Regions from separate parts of the Homo sapiens genome. Here region 2 is linked to region 1. The links are chromatin contacts, found by Hi-C or POLR2A ChIA-PET in ENCODE. All regions are on one chromosome and are shown on one strand. The core of a region is the stretch at or near the end of the contact, and the rest is flanking DNA. Distances in the headings are between cores, read along the strand shown. Region 1 has its middle 36 kb from the start of LINC02668. Region 2 overlaps LOC107984195 (a long non-coding RNA gene).

Region 1 (4,197 bases), core at 548-3,047:
AGCTTTGTCCAAGGCCATTGGGCCCTTTCCTGAGATGAAGCCTCTCTGTGGCCTCCACATGTGCAGATCAGAAAGGTCCCTTTCTGGCCTCAGGGCTGGCCCTCCAACAGCGGGGTAAGCCCTGTTTTCCTGTATGAAACCCCTTCCTCTGTACAAGGTCAGTTTTCCTGAGTCAATTCCAACTGATACAGTTGTATAGTCTGAGCAGAACACAGCAGCTCAAGTCTACCCAGGTGCCTGGCATGGAGCACCCACTAGCCCAGGGGCAGGTGGGGCCTCAGGCATGAGCTCTGAGCTAGGCCATCTTCCTGGAAACCCCAATTCTCTGTTCTACCACTTACAATAAGGTGGCACATAATTCACCATTGCAGTGGGTCATTGTCCGCAAACCAAAGCATCAGAGGCAGCGGTTTTAATCTCAGGGCTACTAGTGGATTACTTTGGACATATGATCTCATTTTTAAGGTTTTTTTTTTCTAAAATAGAATAACACTACCTGCTTTTCTTTTGAGAAAGTTGTTACAAGCAGTAAATTAATTTGAGTAATTATAAGGCAATTTGGAAATTCCCACACTCATTCAGATTTCCTTTGATACTAGAGAATAAGATGATGGATGCCCACAGCATTTGGTTATAAATTCAGATTCTGGGGTTGGGCGTGGTGGCTCACGCCTGTAATCCCAGCACTTTGGGAGGTCAAGGCAGGTGGATCACAAGGTCAGGAGTTCGAGCCTGACCAACATGGTGAAACCCCATCCCTACTAAAAATATAAAAAATGAGCCAGTTGTGGTGGCACGTGCCTGTAATCTCAGCTACTTGGGAGGCTGAGGCAGGATAATCACTTGAACCCTGGAGATGGAGGTTGCAGTGAGCCGAGATCATGCCACTGCACTCTAGCCTGGGCAACAGAGCAAGACTCCGTCTCAAAAAAAAAAAAAAAAAAAAAAAAAACAGAATTCAGACTCTGGCTTTGTCACTTACTACCTGTGAACCATGAACAACCTACTTCATTTCCCTGAGCTTTGACTTCTCCAGCTGCAAAAGAGGAAGAATGGTATTTCTAGGATATGAGGAGGATCAAAGGAGTGAATCTGTGAATGGTATTGATAAGATTTGAGAGGATCAGATGAGGGAATCTGTGAAAACACTTAGGATGTCTATCGAGTAGTAAGACCTCTTATGTATAAGTTATGATTATTGCCAAGTAAAGACAAATGGCATACAGTTTGCTTCACATCAGCTGGTAAAGATGCAATTACTATTCAGATAGGGAATAAACAGAAGTGGATTAATTATTGTAATGTAAGTTATTTTAACGTCTTAGTACATGGATTGTCAAAAATAAGATATCCCTACTTCAAATGAAGATACTTCCAATTGAAGATGCTGCTTCAAATGTTTCTAAAAAACCGTAAACCTCCAATATTTAAATACAACGTAAAAGTTATCAAAGGAACTTTAAAGCCATCATCTCCTTTATTCCTCATGAGAACCTCACCAAGTGAGAGGTACACAGATTATATCGTCCCAATTCAGAGATGAGGAAACTGGGACTCTGGGAAGATGTCTTAAACAAAGGTCAGTGGAGCTAAATCGAAGGCCAGTGCCTTTCCAGGGCTCCAGGAAATTCCAAGCTCAATTTAAGGCTTGGCTTGAGAAAGCTCACTGAGAAAATGTGAATATCTCCTGGAGGTGGACGCTATTTTTGCTCATTCAAGATGGTATTCGACTTGACGTGTGTGTGTGTGTGTGTGTGTGTGTGTGTGCACGTTCTTGTGCTGGGGTGGGGCACTGGAGGCACAGACTGTTTTTAGGGAACATTCCTTTGGATGAACGCATCTTCACATGCCTCTCTGGTAAATGACGGGTTGTTTCTATGCAATGAACTATAAACAGGGAGCGCACTGTGAACAATAGCAACATAAATCACAGTTACTGCTTTTCTACTCTGCAATCTGGGGGAAAGGACATTTCTCAGTGTGCTTTCCTTGACACACATCAGTCTCTGTGTTTACTATTCAAAAGATGTGATCGGGTGAAGGCCTGAAGCCCTTTCACATTGAAGGGGCTGAGTGGCAGAGGGTTCAAGACGTTATAACTGGAGAGGAGACATTTGGAAATGATTGTTCTGTTACAAAATGCTGCCTGGGAAACATGCTCTGTTATGTATTCACTCTTTTTTTTTTTTTTTTTTTTTCCAGTTTAGAAACCCATTTTTGGAGCAAGCAAGCAGACTGAATGGAAGTGGTGAGAAAATTAATCAGCAAAATCTTCTGAAATTGGGTGCCTTCTTCTTAAAAGTTTTCTCCCTGTAATCCTAGGTGCTGTCAGGGAGTAATAATTATTTCCCATAAACAGCTGGCTCAGTGATCTATTTTGCATGCTGGGGGAAAAGAACTAGCTGTGATGAGCTCTCCAAAGCTTTTCTCACTAATGATGTCTGTGATACACACTCACACAAAGACCCACATACATTCGAAAGGAAGATACTGCAGAAGAAACTCATTTACAGTCTTGATCTACCACATGCATTCTGCAGGGTGTTTCAATGTCACAAGAAAGCATAAAGAAACCCATCTAAGTTCCTGTTTGTTTCAGATGCTCCTTGAAGATGGGAGAGAGAGCTGGAGCTCATCTGTCCTGGCATCAGAGAACCGTGACTCCGGAGGGTGGGAGAGGCAGGCCCGAGTCATCTCTGCCCTGGGGCCCCTTCCCAATGTGTCCTGTCTTCCTCCCTAGTGAGGGGAGTCTAATTTAGAGTGGGAAGTGGAGAGGAATGCTGGCCAGGTGGGAAGTTGGGGGGCTGCGCCATGACCCGCCACACTTGGCTGGGTGGCTCCAGGGAACATCCTCTGCCTCCCCTCCAGTGCAGGAGTGAGTGAAGCAGCTGCCTCTGTGGCTGCCGACGCTGGCTACGCACAGCAAGGGAGGAGGCTGAGACATGAGGAAACCTGGCCCTCTAGGCGGGCACTTTGGAAGCTCGCTGGCATGCTGCTGGAGACCCACCGGCAACCACGAGGACAAGTGGGGACCTGGTGACATTCCAGCTCTGCCAGCCCTCCCAGAATAAAGGGGAATGGCAGCAAATCAAGAGGCGGAGGCGTTTCAATGCCATTTTGCTGTGCTGACTTTTCCTTTTGGACATTGCGAACAAGAGAAGAAAGCAGCTCCCTTAACTGTAGTACAAAAAAAATTCAGAAAAGAGGGCATTTTAAGGGTAACATTTTTCTTGCTGCAATGACTCATGGAAGACAGAAAGTGAGAGGCTTGCTGAAAGGCGAAAGACAGAGCCAAAAAAGCAAAACTCAAGTCCTATTTACAAAACGACGGGCCACAACGGACTCTCCAGTAACATGATATTGTACATTGTCCTTTAAATCCTGAACAGATCTTCCTTCCAAATCCTTTACTGCCTCAGAGTTGTTAATCACAAAATGAAGGTTTCTGCCACCAAAAAAAATTGACCACAGATGTTTCCAGAAAAGAAAGAGGAAAGAACAGCCATTCACCACGCCCGTGTGGGGTGTTGAGGCTGCAATGCTGAGGTCCCTGAAAACACAGGCATGAGCAGTGCTTGTCCTTTCCAGGGACCCGAGGACAGCGAGTCACAGAGCGGCTGCAGGTGCAAGGCCATTCCTCATAGAAACCGTGTGTCCAGGTGTCAGGCATATTTGTCATGGTTCCTCAAAGGGGAAACATTCATTTATAATTTTGAAAAACAAAAACAAAAGAACGACATGAAAGGAGAGGCCTTAACTAAAAAGAACAATTCACAATTGCCAAGCAGTTGAGGAGGTCTTATAAGAAACTCTGGGAGTTAAACAAGAAGTCAAAAGGGCTGGATTTCACGGGCAGCGTCCTCCTTACCTTCTTGTGCTAGAAGGCTGGATCTGGGGCTTTTCAAAGGCAATGAAGACAGGCCAGGCACGGTGGCTCAGGGCTGTAATCCCAGCACTTTGGGAGGCTGAGGTGGGTGGATCACCTGAGGTCAGGAGTTCAAGACCGTCCTGGCCAACATGGAGAAACGCTGTCTCTATTAAAAATACAAAAATTAGCTGGGTGTGGTGGCAGGTGCCTGTAGTTCCAGCTACCCGTGAGCCTGAGGCAGGGGAATCACTTGATTCCCGCCAGGAGGCGGAGGTTGCAGTGAGCCGAGATCCCACCGCTGTGCTCCAGCCTGGCCGACAGAGTGAGAC
Region 2 (4,197 bases), core at 761-3,260, 770 kb after region 1:
GAGCCATCTGGAAGCCCAAGGGATTCTGATCCAATTGGCCTGAGGTGCCTCCGGGGTCTTTTCTTCCAGGAGTTTTCAAAGCTCCCCAGGTGACTGACGGGTAGCCAAAGTTGAGAACCACAAGTTAGATGACATCTAACCACAGCTTAGATGAGCAGGGATGCACAAAGTCAGTGGTAATGTGGAACGTCCGCCAAGAGGAAGCTACACCTCAGTCGTTAATGTCTAGTCTCCTTCCTGTTGCCCTGAGTTTAACTAGCTGTGATGCTACTCTTGACCACCTGGCCCAGGGCACCACCCTCCTTCCACCAACCCTAAATTTCACCTGAAGGGACCAGAGTAACGACGGTTTGGGAGTGGCGAGACAGGAACAGGGGAAAGGGACTCTTTTGATTTCCATTTTTTTCCCATCTTAAATGCTGACATATGCTCCAGAAAGTTTGTGTTGGTCTCCAAACACCAGCCAGAAGGGTTGCTTTAGCGTCGATGGCCTTGAGTTTCTGTTTGTTTCATTTTGTGTGTCCAGCATATCTTCTTTCGTGCATCAACAATTGTGTATAGCTTGCCTTAGGCTGAGCAGCAGGAGTGACAGACTTTTTTGGGGGGTGGGGGGCGTGCATCGGGGAAGAAGGGGAACCAAGAAGATGGGAAGGAGCCTGCAGAGGGTGTTTGGCTGGCATCACTTAGGCTAACCTTACCCAGGGCCAAAGATGTGGCACAGGCTGGCACAGAGTTGGAAGCTGATGCATGTTCATTATTTACCCTCAGCTAATGTCCAGTGCAGCTGCTGACATCTAGCACAGCTCGGCAAATCAAGCTGGCCAGAGATGGAAAATATTCTTACCCAAAACTTGATGGAATGCTAAGGGTGTCCCGGCATATTATCTGGAAAAATGTCATGGAAGGACTAGAAATTAAGCTGGATAAGGAAGACCTGATCCCTCCAGCTTAGAAACCTTACCTATTCAAAATAAGAGCTGCTGTTTCCTGTTGGATTCATAGACTATAATAATAATTTGTAATAATTTAGTTATAGTAATAGTTTCTTGTTACTATAATAATTATTTGTGAGAATTTGCTGGTAAACAGTAATTTTGTATTAGATAGTAATAATTAATTTATATTATGGTAAATCTAGAAATTACTAAATTTTATAAATAATTAATAAAAACTGAACCCCAAATTAGAACAGTGATGACAAAAGTAATAACGATAATCACAACAGTGTATATATAATATATATATATTTCCACATATAACTATATGGAGTTATCTTTATTATTCAGTTGCTCATGTATTTATCTGACTGTTTATTAATTACCTGGCTTCTAGGTGTTAAGCACTTTGTTATATGTTAAGTATACAACAATAAAGAAACAGATAGGGTCTCCATCCTCAGTAATTTGGTAGACTAGTGAGAGACAGGCATTAAACAATTAAAAATTCAAGGGTATATATTATGGCAAAAATGTGTTAAGGAAAAGAACTGGGACATGAGATAATTTATCCAAATTCCTACTTGGGTTCCAGTGATCTGAGGATACCCTTTAAGACCTTTAAGAAAATGACATTTAAACAGAATCCTGATTGATGGGCAAGAATCATTTTGGTTAAGAAATGGAAGGAGTTCATTTTATGCAGGAAGGGGAATGTGCAATGAGGTAAAAATACTTCCTGAAGAAGGAGCACTCACACATGCAGGCATGTGCAGGCACACCCACAACACGCCCTCACACATGACAGTCCAGCACGCAGTGTGCATAGACAGTCACGCTGGTGTCTGGCCCCCTCCCAGAATCTATGAAGATAGGACAAACTAACTGGGTGCCAAGGACCACAATTTTCAAAAACAAGAGCAGGGAAGTGCTGAGCGTCTGGGCAAATAAGTCTAGACTCTGATCTTGAAGATATGAATTCATTTCAGAACATTTGCTTGGACTATCTCCTTGTGCTTGCATAATCTTGCCTACACCACGATGTGCTAAGTTTAGACGTTCCTCCAGTCTTCCAGCAGGCAGTATGGCAGAGAGGGAGGGAACGGGCTCAGCCCAGGGCTCCCCAGTTCTGCTACCACCAGGGAGAGGGAGGGGTATTGTTCTTACTGCAGAAAGTGCCAAGACTTGAACCAAATGTTTATATTGTGTTTTTGAATTTCTGCTTGGGGAAGAGACAGCCTACCAATGACTTCAAGAAAATATGTTGGCTCTTTTTCTGCAAATAGCCTTTCTGGTTTTTATGGCAAATAGAAGAAATGTCTCTCTTTAGTCATTGAGCCACTTTGTTGTGATTTTTTTTCTAAAGTATGTTGAAAGTCATGTGGATATTCTTCTAGGTGTTGTGAGCTGTGCTATTTTCCAGCAATGTGGAGCTCCTCTCATTCCAAGAACAGGGCGATAATCTGTTATTGGAAGATGAATAATGTAGTTTCTTGACCAGGAGAAGGGGAGCAAGATGTTACTGAAGCAGTTTACAGTTGAGCCAAACTGCATGTTCCCTGAGTCACTTCATTCACGTTGTTTTATTTTGATTGATGGTGTATGAATTTTTTTTAACAGCTTTGACCTTTGTCCAAATGCTTCTAACTGATCCTCATCTTGAATCTACAGTGAGGCCATCAGCTGTGTCTCCCCTCCCTGTCCCTTCTCCTTCCTGTCATTCCACAAGCCCTTCCTGCTGAATCTAGCCCTAAATCCGGTTTTGTATTTTTATCCATGGCAGACCTTAGATTATTTCTGGTTGGGATTATTGGGATTATTTCTAAATATGCTGGAATTTCTGCTTTTGTTGTGTCCATCCCAGCGTTGATTTAGATTTTCCTCATTTTAGCATCAGAACGGACACGATTGCTAAGAATTCCTTCAGATCTGCCCATGGCGTGGAGCCACTTCTTCACCGTTCCAGAGCCTAAACCCTGCGAATCATGGGTGGCTGGCTGGCAGATGCTTCTCTTGAGAGTTGATAGTGTCCTTGGGCCAACACTCAACCAAGGAGCCCTGCGGTGAGATCACCTGTCACTCTAAGGAGAGAAACTGATTCCTACAGAACAGAGCTGGGCTGCAGTGGCCTCAGGGCAATAATGTCACAGGCCTTTGAACGCATTCAACAAAACTCCCAGTCTCTGGTTAACAAGCGAATGCGCCTGAAAGAATGGGACAGATAATGACAGGTGAATGCCCCCTGACCTGTGTGGCCAATGGCCCAGCAGGACTGGCATTACTCCAAAATTGTCAGAAATCCAGGCTCTCAGGCCCCGCCCCACCACCCAAACCAGAAACCATGTGGACAAGATCTCCAGGTGATTCAAATGCACAATAGGCCTGCATGAGTAATGCATATCAAGAAATCTTCGCTTCCCTTAACTACCTAGCGGGACACCAAGGGAACCTCCTAGAAGAAGTCTTGGATGGGATGGGGCTGGATGCCACCCCCTCAAAGGAGCACAGACCTGCTGGCCCCCCTTCCCTCCCTCTGCAGGCCAAGCTCATGAGCTGTGGGGAGTGGGAGCAGGGGGTCCCTCCCACATCCTCAGGAAGAAGCCACCATGTCATTGGGAGCCTGTGTTACACATCAGTGTGTGAGGGAAGAATCTGGAAACAACTGACTAAGAGGATGGCATGATCTCAGCTCACTACAACCTCTGCTTCCTGGGTTCGAGCGATTCTCCTGCCACAGCCTCCCGAGTAGCTGGGATTACAGGCGTGTACCAACACACCCGGCTAATTTTTTGCATTTTTAGTAGAGATGGAGTTTCACTCTATTGGCCAGGCTGGTCACAAACTCCTCAACTCAAGTGATCCACCCACCTTGGCCTCCCAAAATGCTGGGATTACAGGCGTGAGCCACCACTCCCGGCCAGGTAGTGACAGTTTTTAGAGGCTCTGGGTGCTTGGCCCTTGCCTTAAACCGAATGCTTTAAAAGGCCTTTGATCTCTGTCAATAAAATTGCAAGTGTGTACACACATTTGACTTAACAATCATAATAATAAAACCTAATGAACAGTCAAGACATTTTTTAAAAAGACATTTTGCTTGAAAGGCTTCTCATCTATCATAGAACAACAGTGGCTTAGAGCTGGGGAATCATGTCTGTTTCTGTCCCCGAGCGAGTGCCTGCCATATCACATGAGAAGGCATATCCGTCACTCAGGGGGTCTCCTGCCTCCTGCTGCCCTCAGCTGTTTTGATCTATTCTGGTCA

What was found. A loop is a pair of places that touch in the nucleus more often than their neighbours do. ChIA-PET counts read pairs that join two places held with the same protein, here RNA polymerase II (POLR2A). Pooled maps may share reads with other maps.
Region 2: POLR2A ChIA-PET joins it to region 1 with 10 read pairs in A549. The contact joins two enhancer-like sites. A Hi-C loop is called at or near these places in 1 of 168 maps with a recorded cell type or tissue (breast epithelium) and 1 of 50 pooled maps. POLR2A ChIA-PET finds 5 or more read pairs at or near these places in 3 of 52 experiments (A549, activated T-cell and naive thymus-derived CD4-positive, alpha-beta T cell).

What each region holds. Positions count from the first base shown.
Region 1 is chr10:3,290,954-3,295,150 of GRCh38, forward strand. No RefSeq gene overlaps it. Among named protein-coding and RNA genes, the nearest start is that of LINC02668, 36 kb to the left of the region's middle. Within about 2 kb of position 1,798, at least 4 of the 41 ENCODE cell types and tissues checked have a DNase peak (open chromatin) inside an H3K27ac peak, as active enhancers do; they include breast epithelium, where a contact is called at or near this core.
Region 2 is chr10:4,059,789-4,063,985 of GRCh38, forward strand. The region is part of intron 4 of LOC107984195 (a long non-coding RNA gene); the gene reads left to right. Among named protein-coding and RNA genes, the nearest start is that of MIR6078, 71 kb to the left of the region's middle. Within about 2 kb of position 2,011, at least 14 of the 41 ENCODE cell types and tissues checked have a DNase peak (open chromatin) inside an H3K27ac peak, as active enhancers do; they include breast epithelium, where a contact is called at or near this core.